Linked DNA regions of Mus musculus: region 1 is linked to region 2. Evidence: chromatin loops called from intact Hi-C (ENCODE). Cell type or tissue: heart. All regions are shown on one strand. Each heading gives the region's core, and the rest is flanking DNA. Links, peaks and the distances in the headings are about the cores only.

Region 1 (11,827 bases), core at 1,922-9,921, 250 kb after region 2:
AGCCCACACCCTATGTTCACAAGCAGCCTTGGGGTTCTTTGTCAGTGAGTATCTCACTCATCTAACTGGGGAGGAGGAGGAGGTAGGATGGATTAATCAAAACTAAGCCTATGTGAAAAACCCTAATGGAAACCCACTACATTGTAAGCTCATTTTGAAAACATAATTTTTAAAAGTTTGAATACAGGTACTATGCATGGGTGGACAATGTTTTCCCCAGAAGAAATGGGTCATTAAACAAAATAACCAGTGCCAAATGTGGGCTGCCTCCCTATGAGTTATTGGTCAGGGAAGCCCCCCAGAGGCCCCAAAACAACACAAGCTATTGCCATTGCTTGCCTACCAGAACTGGATGATAAGGCCCTATTGCAAAAGACAACACATATTGGCTGCAAACAGGGAGAAAGCAAGCTGGGAACTGCCCTGAAAATTTACTCCTCAGAGGAAGGGCTGGATTTCATAGTGCCCCATGGTTCATGTAGGCCCCTGGAGAAGAAGAAAAGATATCTCTGGTGCTACCCAGCTATAGGCCTTGAATGATACACACACAAGTGTTGCTTTGTTAAATGAATGTGTTGTCAAACTGTCTTCTCAATAGTTGTTCAAACTCATTGATAAGTGCTGTTCTCAACATTGGTCAGAGAAGTCTCCTTTTGCAGTGGACAGCAGGTGGAGAGGAAAGGGTTTATTCCACTTACGGTTCTCCATCAGTGTTCATCATCCAAGAACAAAGACAGAAACTCATGGATGGCAGGATGCTGGAGGCAGGAGCTGATGCAGAGGCTGCTCACTGGCTTGCTCCTCAGGGCTTGCTCAGCCTGCTTTCTTATAGATCCAGGACCACCAGCCCAGGGGTGGCCCCACCCACAAAAAGCTGGGCCCTCCCCCATAAATTACTAATTAAGAAAATGTCTTTCAGCCAGCTCTTATGAAGGCATTTTCTCCATTCAGTTTCCTTCCTCTCAGGTGACTCTAGATGTCTTAAGTTGGCATAAAACCAGCCAGCCCAAAAGACCCCTTGTACACTTGAAACACAACGCACCATTAAGCCATAACCTTTTCTTTTGTGTTCTTCCCTAAGATGACACTTTATTATTTTTATTTTATTTCATTTCATTTTATTTGGTTTTTCGAGACAGGGTTTCTCTGTGTAGCCCTGGCTGTCCTGGAATTCACTTTGTAGACCAAGCTGGCCTCGAACTCAGAAATCCGCCTGCCTCTGCCTCCCGAGTGCTGGGATTAAAGGTGTGCACCACCACACCTGGCTAAGATGACACTTTAATAACAACATTTTAATATAAACATGTCAAGCTTTGAATGTACCAATCTTTAAAAATACAGTCTCTTTAAAATCCAAAACTCTTTAAAATTAAAAGTTTCTTAACTGTGGGCTCCTATAAAATAAAAGATAAGACTGTTATAATCTGAACAAACCAAAACCAATCTCCAGCAGTGTAAGTAACTGAGTCCAATTATCTGAGATATACTCATAATTTTCTGGGCTCCTCCAAACGGCTGGGGTCACTTTTCCAGCTCTGCCCTCTATAGCACACACAGCTTGTCTTCCAGGCTCAGCTCCACTCCAACCCCAGCTGTTGCTCTTGGTGGTCATCCCACACTACTGCCATCTCCAAAGTGTTGGAGTTCCTTGCTTTACGAGGCTGCACCTTCACCAATAGCCTCTGACTTAGTCTTCATCAATGATTCAAATATTGCTGAGATGAAGCACCATGACAAAAAAGAAAGTTGGGGAGGAAAGGGTTTATTCAGCTTCCACTTCCAGATTAATGTTCATCATCAAAGGAAGTCAGGATGGGAACTCAAGCAGGCTGAAACCTGGAGGCAGGAACTGATGCAGAGGCCATGGAGGGGTGCAACTTACTGGCTTGCTCAGCTTGCTTTCTTATAGAACCCAGAACCACCAGCCTAGGGAAGGCACCACCCACAATGGGCTGGGACCTTCCCCATCAATCACTAATTTAAAAAATGCCCTATAGCTAGATCTTATGGAGGCATTTTCTCAATTGAGGTTCCCTCCTTCTGGATGACTCTAGCTTGTGTCAAGTTGACATAAAACTAGCCATCACATGATCAAAGAATAAATAGAAACATTCAAAGAATAAACATAAACTACTTAGCTGGAGGTTTATGAGGTTGATCCATTGGTAGCGTAGCGTATTTGTCGGGCATTCACAAAGCCCTTAATTCACAGCACTATATAAACTGGGCATGGTGGTACATTCCCAGTAATCCTGGCACCCAGGACTTAAGAGGCAGAAGATTATAAAGTTAAGAGGTAAGCATGGTTGAACAGTGAACTTGAGGGAAGCCTAAGCTACATGAGCTACAAACAACAAACAAGGAAACAACCCCCCCCGCCCCCCCGCACACGCACACCTATTTAACTAGCATGGCTCAAACATAGACCAATCAGATAAACACCAGCATGTCCCTTGCTGGAGGACACTGACATACTGAGCCCTGATGCTCTCATTCCAGCCACATAGAAGGAGTCATTCCATCCCACCTGCCAGCTTATCTGGGTTTTATAGTGGGAGCCTGAGCCATCCAATGATGGCCACAGCAGTGATGTTAAAACTCAGGGAGCAGGAGCCAAAGGCCAGGCCTTTTCTGAGCCCTCTAGATATATGAGTCTAACCCACAAAACACAGCCAAGAAATGTGATTGTCATACCCTGTGTGTAGACATGGGCGCTCTACACCATAGGCTTGTCCTGACAGACAGAGCTAGCCACGTCCTTTTAAGATGAGTATAATGTACACAAGTACAGCCGTCTCAGTCTGTATAAGGTTACTGGTATAAATGTTTTCAGGGCTGACCACTTAGTATTAGATAACCAATTGGTGTGCTCTTTCCTGGGGAAGACTGTTTCTCCTGGTCAGATTATAATCTTGAAAACTGAAAGAGCCGGTAGTGGTGGCACACGCTGGTAGGATTTGCTGAAGGAGACAGGGGCAGGAGGATCACCAGTTCGAGGCCAGCCTGGGCTACACATTGCTGGGAGTGGCGGCACACGCCTTTAATCCCAGCACTTGGGAGGCAGAGGCAGGAAGATTCTGAGTCCGAGGCCAGCTTGGTCTACAAAGTGAGTTCCAGGACAGCCAGGGCTACACAGAGAAACCCTGTCTCAAAAAACCAAAACAAAAAAAGAAAGAAAGGAAGGAAGAAAGGAAGGAAGGAAGGAAGGAAGGAAGGAAGGAAGGAAGGAAGGAAGGAAGGAAGGAAAAAGAAATCATTTAAAAAATAAAAAAAAAAAAGAAAAAAACCAATTGTATATACCTTGGTCTCTTTTTAAAGCAGGTAGTCATACTCTCTCTAGAAATTTCTATCTACAATAGACACACAGAGATATGGTTCAATGATTCAGATCATTTGCTGTCCTTCCAGAGAGAGGCCCAGAGTTTGATTCCAAGCACGCACATGGCATCTCACAACCACCTAACTCCAGTTCTAGGGGTTTGATGCCTCCGCTGGTCTCTGTGGGAATTGGGAACTTACATGGTGCATAGATATACATACAGGCAAAACATCCACACACATAAATAAATCTAAAACAGACACACAGGGCTGGGAAGATGGCCCAGTGGGAAAAAGAGACTGTGGTGCAAGTGTGAGGACCCGAGTTCGAGTCTCCAGCCCCACATTAAAAACTGGGCACAGTAGTATGAGCATCTTTAATTCCTGTGCTCCTACAAGGAGATGGGAGGAGAACCCGAGCTGCAAACAACAGCAAAAGGGATGTTCCAAGGTAGAAAGTGAGGGCCAGTACCTGAGGTTGCCCTCTGATACACATATGTGCCAAGGCACGCACATGTTCATATTCACACACACAGTGAAATAAAACAAAACACACACAAACACAGGTACTTTATTGAATGGGAGCTGAACTTATAGACCTCAGTTTCCTGATGCTATAGGAAGGACAAGCATTTGTCACCTACTTGGTGCCAGATGGAGCCCTGAATCAAGGGAGAAAGCCAGTCCAGGGGCTGCAGACTCAACCTCCCTGAGATTTGAATGCCCAGCTCTCAGATGGACTTGGAAGCCCCAAGAGTCACAGGAACTAGTAACATTTTCCCCTGGTCCAGGCACAGTGCAGGAGGTAGGAGAACAGCAGTTGGCTTGCACTGCCAGGCCCCTGGGCTCAGGAGGGCCAGGCTTACAGCTGCTGTGGATTGTTTGCTGCAGGCCCTGTTGGCACCATCTGCCCTGGCCTTGCGCCTACCACTGCCTGGGATGAACGTGCTCCATCTGGTCCATCTGGTGTGTGTGTGTGTGTGTGTGTGTGTGTGTGTGTGTTGCTCATTTGGGGACTCAGGGAAACTGAGGCTCCAGGGGTGTGTTAGTGGCCCAAGGCCACTGGTATCCTACCCTGACTGGGCTAATTGTTTCTTCTCCTGACTGGTCCTAGCTCCCATGCCTGTACCCCCACCACTCACACCCAGCCTCAGGAGAAGATACCCACCTCTTCACTCTCACTCAATGCTGCCCTTTGCTTCCCCCAGGGACAGGCTGACATTCACCATGGTGAGCTCTCTTGTCCCTTCTCCACACAGCTCAGAGCTAATTGTCCTGATTCCCTTCCAAGAGCAGCTTCTCTGAATTGCCTTCGCAGGCACAATTAGGCAGGTTCAGCTTGACTTTCACACTCCAGCTCTGAAAGAAAAAAAAAAAATCAAATCAGCCAGGAAGCGGCGCCTCTCGGAAGTTCGCTGAGAGCCCCTTTGTGCGGTGAACAAAGCACACGCATAATTACCTGCTTAGCTGATGAGCTCAGGACAGGGCCTGCTCACAGGAGAATGGGGCCCAGCACCCCACTCCAGCCAGACCCCAGCCCTCCCTTCATTAGCAGAAGGTATTTTTAGAACAGCCAGCCAGGCAGAGACCAAACTGTCTCTTGGGATGTGTGGCATGCAGCATCCCAGAGTCCCCTCTCCAAAGGCTGCCATCTAGAACACCCAAACAGGAGCTAATGGTGGAGAGAGGCAGTAAGTTCAGTGGCCCAGAGAGGAAGATGGAGCCCTGGGTAAACGGTCAGGTTCGGGATGAGCCTGCCTGAAATCCCAGTCTCTCTGAATGTGCTTCTTGCCCTGTCTAATGGTGCATCTTATATGCCCCATTTTCTCAGTCAGGAGAAAGTAGGGACTTCTAGCCAGTCTAAGAGGGACGGCTTCCCTGCTAAATTTCTGGGTACTCCCCATCGTCTGGAAGCTGCGGACAAGGAAGGCTGTAGTTTGGGGAGAGACAGTGAAGAAACACTTGCAAACACAAAGACCAGAATTTGAGCCCTAGAATGTTACGGGAGGTTGGGGGGAAGCAAAAGCTACGAAAGAGGATGGAGCATTGGCTCAGACGTTAAGAGCACGGGTTGCTCTACCAGAGGGTCCAAGCTTGATTTCTACACGGCGCTCACGTGGTGTCTGTACACTCACTTGCAGGGGATTTAACGACCTCTTCTGGCCACTGCAGGTAATGCATGCATGTGGTGCACAGGCAGATGCAAGCAACGCACGTAAATAAATATAAATAAATCTGGTTGTTTGTTTGCTTGTTTGTTTGTTTGTTTGTTTGTTTTCTAGACAGTAAGGCAGCCTTCACTGATGTCTTCTTGGCTAAAGTTAGCTGTGTAAGCATGATGACCTGCGTTCAGAACTCAGCACTCACGGAAAACATGGCCTCGAATATCCTGATAACACCCAGCATTGTGGAGGGCAGAGGCCGGAGGATCTGTGGGGCTGGTTGGCTGCCTGCCTAACTGTAGATTCATTGAGAAATCCTATTTCAAAGGGATAAAGCTGTAAGTGATAGCTTCGAGTATTCAATGTGTTTTGCAGCCCAAAGTTCCAAACAATTCCACAAGCTCTCTGCACCCCCCACACCCCACCAACGTGGTCAGATCTGTCATAGCAATACCTCACTCTGTGCTGCAGAATTCTGCTCTAGTTTGCTTTCTGTTGCTGTGATAAGCACCATGATCAAAAGCAACTCAGGGCAGAAAGGGTTTATTTCTTCTTACAGTTTATAATCCATCATGTAGAGGATTGAGAAGAGGAACCTGAGGCCTGAGCACCTAAGGAAATCTGCTTACTGGCTTATGCCTCGTGTTTTTCTCACCTTGCAGGACCACCTTTGCTGGAGTGGTACCACACACATTGGGTTGGGGCCTCCTGTATCAAACATTAATCTAGAAAATGCCACACAGACATGCCCAGTAGCCAATCTGATGAAGGCATTTTCTGTTGAGGTTCCCTCTGCCTGATGACCACAGCTTGTGTCAGGGGGGCAGAAAACTAACCAGCACAATGAATGTGACGGATGACAAAGTGAATGGAGGATGGGAGAGATGAGTAGGAGTGTTAATCTGTTGATTCCCTAACTGGTTGTGTGGCATAGAATCAGTACAGGTGAAGCCTAGAGAACCCTCGGATCATCAGCTCTGTAATTCAGAGACCCAGAGCCAACAGTGATTCCAGTACAAACAAGCCTGAAGGCAAGTGAAGGCTAGTGTTCATCTCAAGATAAGGGGCAAATTCTACACACACACCCCCCCCCCACACACACACACCATGTGCACCATTGTAGTGATTTGTCTTATTCCAGTATTCAGGAACCTGAGGCAGGAGAATTGTTAGAAGTTTGAGGCCCAGGCTGGCCATATAAGTACCAGGCCTGCCAGGGCTACTGTGTACTTACTGAGTTACTCCATGCATAAAATCAACCTGGAGCCAGGTGGTGGCAGTGGTGGCACACACCTTTAATCCCAGCACTCAGGAGGCCAAGGCAGGCAGATCTCTGAGTGCGAGGCTAGCCTGGTCTACAGAGTGAGCTACACAGAAAACAAAACAAAACAAAACGACACCCTTTCAACAACAAGCAATCTAAAGAAAAAATTAAGAAGGCAAACACAGGTTACAGCTCCTTCTGTACAGATTAAGACATGGATCTGAGGGTCCTCGCAGACCCTGCCCTGTCAGGAACGCATTAAATCTATGTGGTTCCTCAGTCTACTTGTGCCTAGGAGAAAGGGGAGGGGAGTGCCCCCAAAGATGGTGGCTGCATTCCAAGAAACACAGCTCACAATCGAGGAAAGGACCCCAGAATGAGCACTCTCACCTATACAGCAGAGGCTCCTGACAGGCTCGCTCTCCTTCTGGAAGCAGACTCTTGTGAAGGGGGGTGGGGGGAAGAGGAGGAGGGGAGGAGGAGGAGAGGAAGAGGAGAAGGAAAGGGAGATGAGAGGGAGGCGGAGCCTCCTAAGAGCCTCTTGGTCCTGCTCTCTTGCCTCTGGAATCCCAGAACCTCTGCTGTCCTATGCAGGCACCTGGGGAAGGATACAGTTCTAGTGGTTGCATGGTGTCCTTTATGATATAGATTGACCTGTAGTTTACCTTTCCAAGCAAGGCTTCTTGTGCCCTGACTCAAAAGCACCGGACTACAAACAAGATCTCCAGTTTTCTGTGAGACTCAGGTGCAAGTTTGATGGGCTGTGAACGAGTCACATGACTCAGGCCAGGCCTCTGTCCTCCGTGGGAGCTGTTTGTCCAGAAAGCTGGGTTCTGAACAGCCCAGTGTGATGCCCTGGGTACCACAAGGTTCTGGCTTCTGCAGGGATGTGGATGAAAGGAGAGGGTCAGGTACTGGGGATGGGAGTGGACGGTTGGTGTGGGCTGGACCATGCAGAGGAGAGCCTAAGTGGGCTCTGCTTCTGGCTCAGAGCCAATTAGCAGAGACAGCTATGCGGAGACACACAATTGCTAGACCCTATTCTTAGGGCACATGGGACAGGTAGGCCAGATCTGCATGTACAAATATAATGTGGGCACAGGAGTAGGCCTGGGATACTTCAGGAAGCCATGGCTACAGGCTTTACCCACTGAAGGGACAGGCAGAGAGAGAGCGAAACAGAGGCTGAAGACGACCCACTGGAGATCCCTGGAAGTCCTACTGAGACAGGGATGAGGGTTGGGGGAATCTGGAGAGGGACCAAGTCTGCTTGGAGTCTTCTTTCAGAGTGGAGCTTGGCCCCTAGCCAACGAGCCACACCTTAAACACTAGATGCTGCTGCCCCCTGGTGGCCGTGACCAGCACCGTCCGAGGCTGCGCAGCTAAGAAGTTGAGTCTTGAGAGCCTGGCTTTCTGTCTCCGGTGCCCGTTGCCCGTTGACTCATAAGGATGCTGAGGCCCACAGAAGCCAGGGCCAGGATCCTGGTGCTTAAGACTCAGAAGCCCCGTCAAGCTGCCGAGTTAAATGAGATAAACCACAAATAATGTTTCTTAATAGGTTCCAAGTAATATCTTAAAACTTACTTGCCAAATGTGGCCTCTCTGCCTATAAATCAAAGAGCTGAACATGCACAGCTGCCAAGGCAGGTTGGAAACAGGAGGGAACAGGCCACATCACAGGCAGCCCCGGCTTTAGCATCCCAGCTACCTAGTAGAGGCACACTCCTGCCCAGATACTCAGCCCAGCTTCCTAGGCCTTCTCCCAACGGGTTGTCAAGCATGGCGGCCTAGCGGGTTTCACCTAAGAAACACTTTAGGTCAGCTGAACAGTGGTGGTGGACACCTTTAACGCCAGCACTAGGGAGGTAGGGGCAGGTGGATCTGAATTTGAGGTCAGCCTGGCCTACATAAAACCCTTCTCTCACAACCAGCAGCAATGTTTTAGGTGTGTGGCTAGGGATATCCTAGCTATTCATTTTTCTGTAGCTGTGACAGAACACTGGCCAAAAGCAACCTGAGAGAGGAAAGGTTTGCCTGTCTTGTCACTGATGGGTTATTCCCGCCTCCTCCCCCCCCCCCCCCGTGAAATGTGCCAATTCAGACCAGAGTCGATTATATTAAAGGCAGGTTTATTGGAAGCCACTCTCAGAGGGGGAAGAGAAGGGGAGAGATAGAGAGAGGGGGGAGGAGGGAGAGGGAGAGGGAGAACACACAAAATATCTGGATTATAGAAGAGCCTCTCTTGGGAAAGGGCAGCCCAGCCCCTGGGCTGCAAAGTTCAGGGTTGGGGGCAGTGTATGCCAGGTAGGAACCTGGAGGTCAGGTCTGCTTTGATATGTAAAATGTGTGCCTCCACTTAATACTGGGCTTTGCAATCCCCACCTAGGGGCAAGTCCTAGAGGTACTCTGACTCACTCCCACTGTAGATAAGGCATCGAGAGGTACTCTGTGCCTAGCAAGGATAGGGCCATCTCAGCTGGGTCTGTCCGGCTCCAGGCTCTCAATCCAGGGCTGTTCCAGGGCAAGTGCTCTGGGCTGCCCCTGCCTGCTGCTGTTTGGGCAGGGAATGAACCAGAGAAGGACAAAGTTTCAGGGGCTAGTGAGATGGTCCAGTGAGAAAAGTGCTTGCCTTGTAAGCATGAGGTCTCAAGTTTGATCTCAGCACACACATACAAACCAGGTGGCAGGAGACTGTAAGGGGGTGGCCTCTGGAGGAGACAGAGGATCTCTAGCTTGGTGGCCACTAGTGTGTTGGAGGTAGATCACTGGGGCTTGTGGGCTGCCAGCCTAGCTCCAGGTTCAACTTCTTTCAAGGGACTTCAAATGACACAAGACATCTGATAAGTCTCCTCTGGCACTGCCCACCCCTCTCCTGATATATCACATATACATAAACTGGAGGTATTCAAGGAAGAGATCAGAGATCAGTCTCTGGCTTCCACACAAGTACGTAGAAGCACCCATACAAGCATACACATATATACATATGCCAAAAAAATACTGTCGCTGGGTGCAATGTTAACACTCATGAGACTGAGGCAGCTGGAGGATGATAAACTCAAGGTCAGAGCTGGATCCTGCTGACTTTCTTTAGAACTTAGTTTTTGAGAGCTAAGTCAAAGCAGCCTCCCTGGCCTGTCTGAGCATGCCTGTCTTCCAGAACTCAACTCCTTTCATGGCAAGAAACGCACAGGCTTTAGTCTGCTAGGCAACCACTCCATCAGGGCTGAGGAACTCTGCCTTTGCCAGTCAGACAGATGAAAAAGAATGGTTTCTTCAGGTCAAAAACTTTTGTTTAAAAAAAAACCAAAAATCTATTTGGAGGCTGGAGAGATGGCTCAGTGGTTAAGTGTACTGGCTGCTCTTGTGGGGGACCCATGTTCTGGAACTCCCCCCCCCCCAATCTGATGTCCTCTCTGGGCTCCTCAGGCAAAACCCACATGGTACATACACACATGTAGACACACATCAATTTGAGGGCAGCATGATCTACAAAACAAATTCTAGGCCAGCATATTGGGGCCCTACTTCAAAATAGCAAAAACTGAGTTGTACTTTCCTGTGAATTCCATGCTGGCTTCTAGCCATTTCAGTTTGAGCCTTTAGATTGGAACTTAGTCTTTAGAAAATGTATTGCTGCCAGGAGCTGGAGACCTGGTTTCCCCAGCTATACAAACTACCAATAACCAAGGCCTGGGGTGGGAGCCTTCAACCCTATAACATTTCCACCTGAGCCTACTGGCACAGCATAGGACACAGCAGCTTCACTTCAGATCTTCCAACTCCAGCCACTATTTGTGGCTCCCAAGAAAGTTCTTAGCAAATAAAGCCCCGTGCCTGGGAAAGGAAACCCTGGAGAGGAAGCAGCTGTTGAGGTGCAGGTAGTTCAACCTTCAGATCCACAGGCAGTGAGTCTCTCCATGACAGGTCAGCAGTTTTACTCAGCCACTTCTGCTTGAAATAGAGCCTATATGTAGCCCACACTGGTGTCTCCCAGTGCTGGGATCACAGGATATGACTGCCCTTCCTCCTGACCTACAGGTTTTCAATGCTAACTAGTTTAAGAGTCTGGCATACTTTGGGGAGGCAATAGGTGTGTGTGTAAACTATAATCTAAAAGGTCAGGGTAAAGATTTACAACACAGTAGTTGCTGTTGTTGAATTTATTACAGGAAGTTGACTGCCGATGTTGTATGATACTCCCAACTGTTACTAGGTGGTGATGCAATTGGGAGTCAAGGGTTGAGGGAACAGTCAGGGTTTCTGCAGGCAAGGACTTCAGATGACCTCCCTAGGAAGTGGCCATGCCAACCGGTCACTAGGCAGGTGACATTCCTCACCAACAGACTCTGGGCAACAAAGTTCTCAGCCAACTGCACACTTGGGATGGGCTAAGCAGACTGATGCTGTACAGAGAGGGCACAGCCTTGTGCCATCCACCTCTCCTCTGTGCTATGCGGGGCTAGCCCAACCTTCAGATCCACAGGCAGTGGGTCTCTCCATGACACAGCAGCCTGTGCAGATGTTGGTGCCTTCTTTAAGGATACTTGCAAACATTCCCTGATGCCCAGTTATTTCAAGATACTTTATTTTCACAATGGGTCACAACATAAGCTTCTGGCCCATTCTGCCAATGTACAAGCTACAAACGCTTGCTCAGCAGCTGAGGGGCACACGTTAGTATCATGTCTGAAAAGTGAATAAAAATCCATGTAATACAAATATTCAAAGTTTCCATAGGAACACAGTAAGTGTGACCCCCCATCTCCTAGCCTTCCATACTGCATTGGTGCCAACCCTACTCTCACAAAGACATCCCAAACTAGCAGTAAGTTAAATGGTCCCCCCAAATGCCTTAACACAAGCTAAACTTGCAGGCAAGAGCTACAAGAATGGCATCTACACATTGATCCTAGCAGAAGCACAGGCTGCAGGGTGACGGTCCATCCCGCTCTCCTGGGCACAAGACATGGGCAGCGTGCCATCATCCTGCTCCTCCACCTCCGGCGGGAAGCCATGGCTCTGGATCTGCTTCATGAGTTGCCTGAAAACAAAGAGGTACATATATTCAAAACCCAAGTGT
Region 2 (11,827 bases), core at 1,719-9,718:
TTGGCACATGTGATATGTTTACTACATTAATTTCCCTGTTCAATCATTTCATCAAGATGAATAAAGTTTACAAATTGGTCTAATGATAAAGATGGACCAGTTCATCTGGTTTTATCACTTCATATGTTCATGGGGTTCTCCCTCATTATGAGTTGTTTTGCATCTTTCGAGATATCTGTGTTAGTTATCTAGTGTGTTAGTTAGTTAGCTGACATTTATAACATCCTTTTTATATGGGGTATTTATATGATGTATTTCATCTATATGAGGAAAATGGAACAACTCAGAGCTTTATACCACTGATTGCATTCATAAGTTTTCCTGTAGCGTGAATTATACCACATTTGACTGTGAACCAGGACAAACAAAAGAATGTCCAAATTCCTAGTACCCATAAATATTTTCTACAGTGTGAGCTTGGGGAAGTTCCCAGTAAAATTAGAAAACCAATTGACTGCAAACTTCAATCAGAATGTCTATGAAAAGCAGAATCTTACATATTTCTCACTGTTTGGGGATAATAAGCGGTACATTGCTTCTTTCAATATCCCTATGCTCACATGGCTTTTATTCATTGTGACACATGATATATATTAATAGAAGAGTAACAGATGAAAGGTTTCCACACTGCATTCACACTGTTTGACTTTTTGTTCCTCATAGACATGTAATATATGAATTAAGGTTTCCCCAATGACAACACTTTTGACTCCCATAAACTGTACCCTAAACAAACATCAATTTTACTACAAGAATATGAGTACCACCAACTTTCCCATGGACTATTTGCTTATTAGAAGGTTTTGGATACATATTTATCACTATCCAATGTGCAAAATCTAAGTATTAGGAGTTTATACACATTGGCAGATACACAGTATAGCTACAAATCGAATAATAGAGCTATAAATCGAATAAAGGTATCTCTTAAGGCAATGTTTCCTTGTCTTTTTTTTTTAAGAGGGATGCTTTGATAGATAAATCAGATAACTGACATTGAGGCAGAACATTTTTTTTAAATATTATAATTATAGTTACACTTAAAGTATTGACATTTTACACTCCTACTTTTCTTTAGAGCTTTCATAACATAGTAAAATTTCCTCAGAGGCATATTTGTATCAGTTTGCACATGAAAATTACCTTTCATGTTTTCTCAAACTTTGACAATGGCCTTCAGTATGATGGTTTTCCCAAGTGTAGCCTAAAAGACAGTACCAGAAAAATGAATGATATAGTATTGGAAATAAGGCAAAATTCAAGGTACTGTGAATTTTCACATCACTGGACACTATTTATTCAGCTCGGTATTCCTTGTTCTCAATTGAAATAACAGAATCATCACTCACCAAGAGATATGTCTTCCCACTATTTTGAAAAGCAAAAGAAAATTCACAGTCATACCTATAACAGTGAGGTTCCAGTAGGTCTCCAGCATCACATCTTTGTAGAGACTCTTCTGGGAAGGATCCAGCAAATTCCACTCTTCCCCAGTGAAGTTCACGTGCACATCATCATAAGTCACTGCATCCTAAAATATCCCATACATGTGTACATCACAAAGCATGGTACTGACATCACTCTAAAGTAAACATATGCTTCCTTGACCATATATTTATGTAATTCTGGTGCTTCCTCCACTGATGTCCTGTCAGAGAAGTTATAATCTAAGTACCATATCATTTTAGAAGGAAACTGAGTTGAAGGTTCACCTGTGTTGCTTATGAACATTTTAAATAAATAGGGTAAAGTCTTTCAAGAGGAATTGCAATTGAGAGGGAGATGTAGGGTGAAACAGATCAACAGTACTGAGGACACATCCCAGAAATTGTAAGAAGAATCACTAACGAGAAAAATCATGGACAAGCAGGGTGTATTTGTTCATGTCTTTAATCCCAGAGTCACGGGCAGGTATACGTCATTGAGCTGGATCCCTGTCTGTTCTATGTAACACATTCCAGGACAGCAAAGTTTACATATTAAGACCCTTACTCCACTGCAAAAATCAACTAGGGAGACAAAAATGATAGAAAGAACTCAGTTGTTTACTACAGTTCTTAGAAAGAAGTATACATTCCCCGCACTTTTTTATTCATCTAGCAGAAACAGGAAGTGCACCAGTTTAAACTACAACATTAGTAAAATTTTACTAAAAGTCAGTGCACATTTAATGGAGCAAGGGACACATGAAAATATTAGTAATATAAGTGTTGAACATAAATAAGCAATATAGGGCAGCAGAGAGTGACAGCTCAGCCGTGGAAAGTTCTTGCTGTTCTTCCACACAACGGTAGCATTTACGTGGGGACCAACAACGACCCATGACTTCAAAAACAGGAGCTCTGAGTCCACCTTCTGACAACACTAAAATGACGCACACATGATATTCATATTCATGCACACAGGCAAAACACTCCTATTTATTTAAAATTTTCAAAACAAGTACAAGAGTTAGGTGAAACATCAACACCCAGAATCCAATGACTCTGAAGCCTCTGGCAGTATTGATGTCATGAGCATATGCCATCCTGAAAAATAGACGATAACCTATATACCCAGGGGTACACAAGGGGCCCCCACCCCTGCTCAAAGAAGAAACAGAAGAGATTGGGAGGAAAGAGTCTATGAGGGCAGGGACCTAGAGTAGGGGCAGTGATCAGGATGATAATGAATATATAAATTATAAGATAAACAAAAAAAAAGGAAAGAAAGAAAAAGGAAAATTTGAGTGCATATACACTTTCATCTTCCCCAAGATGAATCTAGAAAGGCTCCTGCACTGTACAAATGTCTAAAGTCTCTGCTGACACTCAAAACAATATCTTGATAGCCACATCTTGCAAAATCAAAAAGCAAGTTATATCTTTCCAACATAAAATGGCACTGAATACCCCTCCCCATCCCAATCGATAGGAATGTGCACACAGGGAGAGAAGATTGGACAAAGGCAAGAAAAACAGCAGGGCAAACACCAAATCCTATAGCTTTGTCTCAAACACATTGGACTTCAATTCCTAAAGGCATAGATGGTGCTCTTCCTGTAACTTCTCATACATCTCTCAGTTTGGGTACTTCATCTCCCTGTAAGCATCTCTCCATGGCAGATTTCTCAATGTGTTTGTTTTCTCAACAACCTGTGGTCACAAAATGCAACTCAAGCATCAACTTCACCACTTAAATGCAAGGAACTCAAACAAAGTCTTCCCTGGGATCCTGACTCTGTCAAAAAATGGCTGGAGTGGTGCTAAACTGAAACCATAGAAGAATCCATGACCATGGTATTTTCATCTTTCAGTTTCTAGAAGCAGCACGATATGGATGATCCTGTGAAGTTTGGCTCCTAAATTAACGGACCCTACCTCGCTTGGATCACATTTGCAGCAGGTTTTGTTTAAGGCTCCATCCTGGGATGAGGAAACACTTTGAATACTCCTCCCATTAATTTAAAACATACAAGCAGGAGGAAGTGCTACACTTAGGGTACCTTCATAGGCGCATACCCACAAGGGCATTTGCTCCACGAAGTTCATAGCCACTTTATTTATAAAAGTTAATGTGTTTCAAGAGGCAGGTGGATTTCTGAGTTCGAGGCCAGCCTGGTCTACAGAGTGAGTTCCAGGACAGCCAGGGCTACACAGAGAAACCCTGTCTCGAAAGAAAAACAACAACAACAAACAAACAATAAAACCAAACCAAAACCACCAAAAACAAACAAACAAACAAAACCGTGTTTCATTTACAAAATGGAATACTATTCAGGTATTAAAAACAAGGACATCATGAATTTTGCAGAGAAATGGGTACAATTAGAAACTAATATCTGGAATGAGGTAACTCAGGCCCAAAAGGACATGCATGTACATACTCACTTACAAGTGAATAATAACCATAAGTACAGGATACCCACACTGCACTTCATAGACTGAAAGACACTAAACAAGAAGAAAGGCCCAAATGAGCATGGTTGAATCTCACTCAGAAGGGGGAATAATAGAGTCAGAGGAGGCATGCTGCACCCACCTCGGCCGGCAAGGAAGATACAACACGGTCGGTCGGATTCTTCTCAACAGCCTTTATTGCAGGAACGCCTCGATGCTGCTACAGGGACCCTGGGCACCCAGGGAGATCTGCTTATATACTCTCAGCCCCCATCCACTCACGACAGGCCACGCCACCTCACCAGGCACGCAGCTTCAGCCAATCAGGGCTGCAGGGGCATGTCTCCACCAAATATGGACTTGTTTACACCGCCAGCATCATGGTGCACCTGCGCAGCTCTCACGATGGTCGTGGCTTATTTTCGGGTGTATGAGGAAGTCAGGTGCAAGTCATAAGACTTAGCTGCAGTCCTGGGTGCCATCTTGGGACTGCTACCACACCTGCTCCTCACAGAGGCAGAAGGAAGAGAGAGAACTGGATGGGAGAGTAGATAAGAAAGGGGAAGGGGAGTGTTAGGAACAGGTATAGTAAGAGACAAGGGAGGGCCAGAGAGCCAGGAAAATTAATTGAAATCTGCAGCTGGCAGAGGGGGAGTGGCTGGGGAGGGCATCTCTAGAATGGGCCTGAGACTAGGAATGGGAGGGCACAAAGGGGGCTAATGAGGTGATCTTAGCTGAGATATATAGCATTGAGTTATGGACCATGAACAGGTGACATCTTGCAGTCAGGCAGAAACCCCAGTGGAGAGTTAAGTACACGAACAGAACCAAAAACCTTTCCACCCACAATTTGTCCTGTCTGCAAGAAACGCAGGCACAAATTTGAAACAGAGACTGAGTTGCATTTCCCTGATGATTAAGGGTGCTGAACATTTTTTCAGGTGCTTCTCAGCCATTCGGTATTCCTCAGGTGAGAATTCTTTGTTTAGCTCTGTGCCCCATTTTTAAATGGGGTTATTTGGTTTTCTGGAGTCTATCTTCTTGAGTTCTTTATATATATTGGATATTAGTCCCCTATCTGATTTAGGATTGGTAAAGATCCTTTCCCAATCTGTTGGTGGCCTTTTTGTCTTATTGACAGTATCTTTTCCTTACAGAAGCTTTGTAATTCTATGAGGTCCCATTTGTCAATCCTCGATCTTACAGCACAAGCCATTGCTGTTCTATTCAGGAATTTTTTCCCCTGTGCCCATATCTTCGAGGCTTTTCCCCACTTTTTCCTCTATAAGTTTCAGTGTCTCCGGTTTTATATGGAGTTCCTTGACCCACTTAGACTTGACCTTAGTACAAGGAGATAAGAATGGATCAATTTCCATTCTTCTACATGATAATCGCCAGTTGTGCCAGCACCATTTGGTGAAAAATGCTGCCTTTTTTCCACTGGATAGATTTAGCTCCCTTGCCAAGATCAAGTGACCGTAGGTGTGTGGGTTCATTTCTGGGTCTTCAATTCTATTCCATTGGTCTACATGTCTGTTGCTATACCAGTACCATGCAGTTTTTATCACAATTGCTCTGTAGTACAGCTTTAGGTCAGCCGTGGTGATTCCACCAGAGATTCTTTTATCATTGAGAAGAGTTTAGGAATGGCCAAACTATACCCTGACCAACTGGTAACCCATCCCATGGGCAAGCACTGAGGCTGGCATTACTGAGGATAATTTGTTATACTTGCAGATAGTAGCTTAGCATCATTGTCCTCTGAGCGTCTCCATCCAGCATCTGACTGAAACATATGCAGAAACCCACAGCCTAACGTTGGACAGGGCTCAGGGAGTATTTTAAAAGAGTTGGGGAAAGAATTGACAGCCTCTGAAGGAATAGGAAGGCCATGAGAAGACCCTCTGAGTCAACTAACCCAGAACCTAGGAGACTCTCAGAGATGGAGCCACCAACCAAAGAGCACACACAGGCTGGGATGGAGGCCCCCACCATATATGTAGTGGATATGCTGCTCAGTCTTCATGGGGTCCCCAACATCCAGAGCAGGACATTTCCCTTAAGTTGTTCCTGTCTGTGCAAACTATTTCCCTAACTGGGCTGCCATTTCTGACCTCAGTAGGAAAGGATGTGCCTAACTCTGCAGACTTGACATGCCATAGTTGGGGATACTCAAGTGGTTCCCACCCTGCCTGGGGAGAGAAAAGGGAGTCAGTGATGAGGGACTGTGGAAGGTGGAATGGGGTGGGTGTAACAATTAGAATGTAAATTGAATAAAGAAATAGGAAGAGTGAACAAATACATATCAATAGAATAAAAATATATAAATCAGCCAATAATTTTTAACGTTTGCCCTACTCAATAATTCAGGGCATAATCCAAGTACAAAAGTTTTTTGGTTTTTTTTGGGGGGGGACCAAGATACCACACAAATGACCTCTCCCTAAAGTTTTCACAGTCTATTTTCCACTGAAATAGTATGACCTCAACTTCGTGTGGCTGCATTACTGTCAACACTCCAATCTTCCAGACCCTACGGGAAGAACCGATTAAACTCCATGTACAGCTTTCTATGACTTTTGCCATCTCAATTTCTGATATTTTCCATATTCCTTCAAAAGAGACCAGAGATTCTGTCTAGCAGCAAAATCAGCTTTTGAAACAATTGCTGTTGTTGCTGTTGCTTTTGTTGTTGTTGTTGTTCTACCTTGCTACTCTGCTGCTGAGATGGTTTCCTCTGAGCAGAAGCATCTCAGGTAGTAAATGTTTGTTTTACATGATTCTGTCAGATCACAGCCCACCATACTGGGAGCTCAGACTAGAAACTGAAGCTAGAAAATGAAGGCAAAAATGTTTGACAAACACTACTTCCTGCCTTGCTTTCTTGCTTGGTCACTCTCTCATGCTCACCTAGCTCTCTCATCCAAACCACGACCACTTGCTTCCCAATATTGCCACCCTTCATGGAAGAGTCTTCCTATATCAATTATCAACACTATCTCTCAGAGACCTAGAAACCAACCATTCTGATGAGGGCACACCTGCAACTGAGGCTTCTTCAGATGACTGTAGTCTGAAATGTTGAGTTAAAACAACTATGACACAGAGACAATAATAAGTGAGGCAGTTGTAAAAACCCAAAACCAATGATCTAACCATATCATTACAGGACCCGTGCCACCACATCAGGGAGTTGGAGTAGTGTCTGAGCCAGGATAAAATGGGAAGGGGTCCTGGCTCAGAGCATGGAAGGATACAGTAGAATAGGGAGAAGAGAGGCTGCACTGCCCTGTGGTGAGGTGTCCTTAACCCTGGATTCCCAGGCCAGGGAGACCAAAGAGGTGGCCAAACAGCTGGAAGGTGAATAGAGGAGTAGATTGCCCCACAGACCTGGAAATAAGACTGCTGGTCTAAGGAAGATATACTAACTTTGCTGGAAGGGATGAAAAACAGCCTGCCATATACTGACAGCTCCAAGTTGAAAACTACAGAGTCACATATAGACTGAGAACAGGGTTGTTTAGAAGGGGGGAAAAATGAGGTCTTTGTCCTTTCCACCCTGTTTTGCAGAGTCTGATTTTGCCCTGGATGCGGTCATAAAGAGCTCTCTGTTGAGTGCAACTTAATGGGTACAGGTGCTCTTGATAAGAAGGATTTAACCCAAGGCGGAGGGTGAGTAACTCTATCAATTGGGATGGAAACAGTCTCATTTCCTCTCTCAGTCACACAATACTAAAGTGGCACACACATAATAGAGGGCCACAAGGGGGCAGTAAAGGCTATGCAGCAGATTCCTCCACTTGTACAGAGGAGAAAATGAAGACAGGATGGCAGCTATGAGCCATGGAACAGGATTCCAAGACTGCTCTAACTTCCCAGAAATTAAGAACGGGGCACTCCTATTACAGGCCCTGAAACATCTTCCTAGCCCTTTGTGGATATGACTCTCCAGCATATCCACTTTATGGGAGTTCCATATTCTCTTTGATCATGTCCTCCACAAGTACTCAAGAAAAATTTAAAAAAACAGACACATTTCTGACAGACAGGTCATGGATACAAAGAACAGCAGTGACACATCCTAACAGCTGGCTTTCAACCCTTCACCTGGGAGTCCTGAGGGTCTTGGGGTTCCAGTCTAAGCAGCAAGATTTTATGCCCAACTCACAGGAATCACAAAGACCAGCATGGAGCCCATTTCAATGCAAACACACAGAGGTCTTTTATATGAGCTCAGTAACAAGGACTCTCAGCAGTCAAACTACCATTAGGTACAAACTGAGAGAACAAATCTAGGGGTTTTGAGTATTTATTGTAGTTACAACAAGAGTGGGGAGTTTGCATACAAATCAGCATTGTAATTTTTTAAAACTGTATGTCTGGCATAATGTGCAGGATCCAAGCAAGGGGAGCAAAAAAAAAAATCTAACAAGCATGATGGGTAAGCTGTTTTTGTTTTGTTTTTGTTTTTGTTTTTGTTTTCTATAGGAGGTCTTAGTTATCTCTATGTAGCTTGACCCTGCTGATGTACCTTAACTGGCTGTTGATAAGGGGATTTTGTCATGGGATTTTTGCTGGAATGTACAAATGTACATTCTCAAAAAGCAAACTGTTTGGGATTTACAAACTCATCTCTGTTCCTGAGCCCCTGATTATAGACAGAAACTCCTGGTTAACCACAACCATGCCTGTCTGTAGACTAGACTTTGCCCAAAGACCTACCTCACTGTTACTGCAGACACTAATATCAGCTGCCATTACCACTGGAACAGAATCCCAGTGGAAATTTCCTCTCCTCCTGTGCAAGCCTCCTATAGATACCATAGACAATCCCCACCTGCCCATCCATTCCTGCCTCATCCCTGTGTCTCAGCCCCCTTTGGGCAGATACTCCCTGTTCAACCACATTCCATGCCTGAAAGGACACAAGGTAAACTTCCATAGATCAACTTCATGATTGATTGATTTACCCCAGATTCAATTTTCCCAGTTGTTCCAACATTGTATTACACACCATGGGCTGCTTGACCTCTCTCCTGACTATGTCTCCTTATGGATTACTAAGATCTTCTGTTCCTGCCTGTCGCTTCTCCCAGATTTTAATATCACAAAGCATCCCCTCTTGACCATACCCACCATACAGGTCAGTAAAATAGGAAACTGTCAGTGAACACTATCTTCAAATCCATGCATCAAACAGTAACACAGAAACAAAACTCCCACCCAAAAAGACAAACCCAGAGGCCAGTACCTAGGTCAATAATCACCCAAACAGAGATGGCTACACACCAGCATAGCAACATAGATAGTAACAGCCAGGAACAATTGCAACCAAGAAATCCAAGCTATGCCATCACAGCAGGTCTGAGAAATTAAAGCATGCAACAGATAAAGTGCAAAAGAGGTTGTTTGGGGGAAGGGAGAGGAGTGAGAACCTGGGGAAGGGATAGAAGTACACAAGAGGACCTGCAGACAGGCACACAGACAGGGAGGAGAAAGAGAGCCATGAGGGGAGAGATGACAGAGAGTGTGCATGTGCAGAGAACAGAGACAGGGAACAAAAATAGAGAGCTGCTATAGCTGGTGGTCCATGTATATAAAGCACGCTTGACAACAGACACAGGGGATGGAGGCAGGAAATGACATAAGCTGTTGCTAAGTCCCTAAGAGCAGGACACGAAATTACTTGTACATTGACAACTACAGAGGTTCACCCACAGAACAGGAAAGGAAGAAAGAATCTCAGGCATTGAAAATGAATAAAAATTACAAATGATTGGTATAGAAGAATATCAGCTCAGAGGACTATGATTTTTCAATAAAACCATGAAGGAAATTTTTCAAAAAATTAAAATCCCTTTGCCAAATAATAATCAAATCACTAAACATATGAAATAAAGAAATATGGAAAAATTGCAACTGAAAAAAATTAACAAAACCTAGACAAACAAAAACAAATAATGTATATATCTTTGTCAGGGTTTCTATTCCTGCACAAACATCATGACCAAGAAGCAGTTGGAGAGAAAAGGGCTTATTCAGCTTACACTTCCACATTGCTTTTGATCACCTAAGGATGTCAGGACTGGAACTCAAGCAGGGCAGGAAGCAGGAGCTGATGCAGAGGTCATGGAAGGATGTTCCTTCTTGGTTTGCTTTCCCTGGCTTGCTCAGCCTGCTCTGTTATAGAGCCCAAGACTACCAGGCCAGGGATGGTCTCACCTACAAGGGGCCTTTCTCCCTTGATCACTTATTGAAAAAACGCCTTACTGTTGAGGCATTTCCTCAACTGAAGCACCTTTCTCTGTGATACCAGATTGTGTCAAGTTGACACAAAACCAACCAATACAATTGACCCCTTGTCAACTTGACACACAAGCACATCACTAGTAAGCCTCAACCCTTACTTTCTTATTCATCCCCAAGATCTAAATAACTTTAAAAATCCCACAGTCTTTGCAAATTCTTAAAATTTCAATCTCTTTAAAATATCCAATCTCTTTTAAAATCCAAAGTCTCTTAACTGTGGACTCTACTAAAATACTTCCTTTAAGAGGGAAAAACATCAGGGCACAGTCACAATCAAAAGCAAAATCAAATTCCAACTGTCCAATGTCTGGGAGCCACTCATGATCTTCTGGGCTCCTCCAAGGGCTTGAGTCACTTCTCCCAGCTCTGCACTTTGTAGCACACACCTCATCCTCTAGGCTCTAGATGCCTGTACTCCACTGCTGCTGCTGCTGCTGTTCTTGGTGGTCTTCTCATGGTACTGGCATCTCCAAAACACTGCTGTCAATTGCAACTGTGGCTGTACCTTCACCAATGGCCTTCAATGGCCTCTTACAGTGCCAAGACTCAGCTGCTCTTCATGACCCCTTCATGCCTTCAAATGCACTACCACCTGGATGACTCGTACACATTGACAAGTCCAACCATAGCACAAGGTACCACCTTGGCTATCTCTGGAACACAGCCTCTGTGCTCTCAGAAAACACTTCCCAGAAGATGTCACCTCAATGATGCTGGTCTCTTCTTAATCACCACTAATTTCTTAGCTCCAGCTAACCAGCATCAATGGTCCCAGTAATGCAAAGTTCTTGCTTTAGTAGTTCTGGTACCTTGTTAATCACAGCTGATTCTTCAGCCCCATCTAACCAAACCACAGAATCTTCACAATCAAAATAGCAATGGCCCAGATAAGAATCTTTAATCTTCCCTCTGAAATGTCACAACCAGACTTCCATCTTCTGCACTTTTCTCAACTTTATCTTCCAAGCTCCTACACAACATCCCACAGAGTTCATAACATCGAATGGGTCGTCTAGCCCAAATTTCCAAAGTCCTTACACAGTGCTCCCCAAAACATGGTCAGGTTTTCACAGGAATACCACAATATGCTGATACCAATTTGTTTTAGTCAGGGTTTCTTTTTTTGTTTGTTTGTTTTGTTTCTTGTTTTTTGTTTTTTCGAGACAGGGTTTCTCTGTGTAGTCCTGGATGTCCTGGAACTCACTTTGTAGACCAGGCTGGGCTCGAACTCAGAAATTTGCCTGCCTCTGCCTCCCGAGTGCTGGGATTAAAGGCGTGCACCACCACACCTGGCTTAGTCAGGGTTTCTATTCCTGCACAAACATCATAACCAAGAAGCTCTCTTAGAGAATCCAAGTCCACCAGCCCAGGGATGGTCTCACCAACAAGGGCCCTTTCCGCCTTGATCACTAATTGAGAAAATGCTGTAAGCTGGATCTCATGGAGGCATTTCCTCAATTGAAGCTCCTTTGTGATAATTCCAGATTGTGTCAAGTTGACACAAAACCAACCAGTCAGACCTATTAGATTTATACCTGTCATATGCTAGAGACTCAAAGAAACCACCCTTGTTTCTATAAGACAGCCTAAGGTCCAAACGATTTGGGCATGTATAGGGAAGTTATCACTTGCCCCTGATG

Evidence for each region. Hi-C counts contacts between places; a loop is a spot of excess contacts. Peaks named below come from ENCODE experiments on the same cell type or tissue, not always from the same donor. Only the 100,000 strongest peaks of a DNase experiment are listed, where the experiment ranks them.
Region 1: a loop joins it to region 2, with 8 times the contacts of the local background. A loop is called at or near these places in 23 of 42 quality-filtered maps.

The regions. Positions count from the first base shown.
Region 1 is chr12:17,550,568-17,562,394 of GRCm38, reverse strand. It overlaps Gm36862 (a long non-coding RNA gene), which reads right to left and starts at 5,494. Exons shown (of 4, transcript XR_381312.2): 1 at 4,778-5,494; 2 at 4,487-4,677. It overlaps Odc1 (ornithine decarboxylase, structural 1), which reads right to left. Exons shown (of 12, transcript NM_013614.2): 12 at 10,893-11,788. The coding sequence ends at 11,644. In heart, for the core only: CTCF peaks have their summits at 5,487 (motif pointing left) and 8,102 (motif pointing left); a DNase peak (open chromatin) is centred at 8,104; H3K4me3 peaks cover 721 bases; H3K27ac peaks cover 1,190 bases.
Region 2 is chr12:17,804,622-17,816,448 of GRCm38, reverse strand. It overlaps Gm40312 (a long non-coding RNA gene), which reads right to left and starts at 1,294. Exons shown (of 4, transcript XR_872514.1): 1 at 1,144-1,294. In heart, for the core only: a CTCF peak has its summit at 7,646 (motif pointing right); no DNase peak of the experiment used is centred there.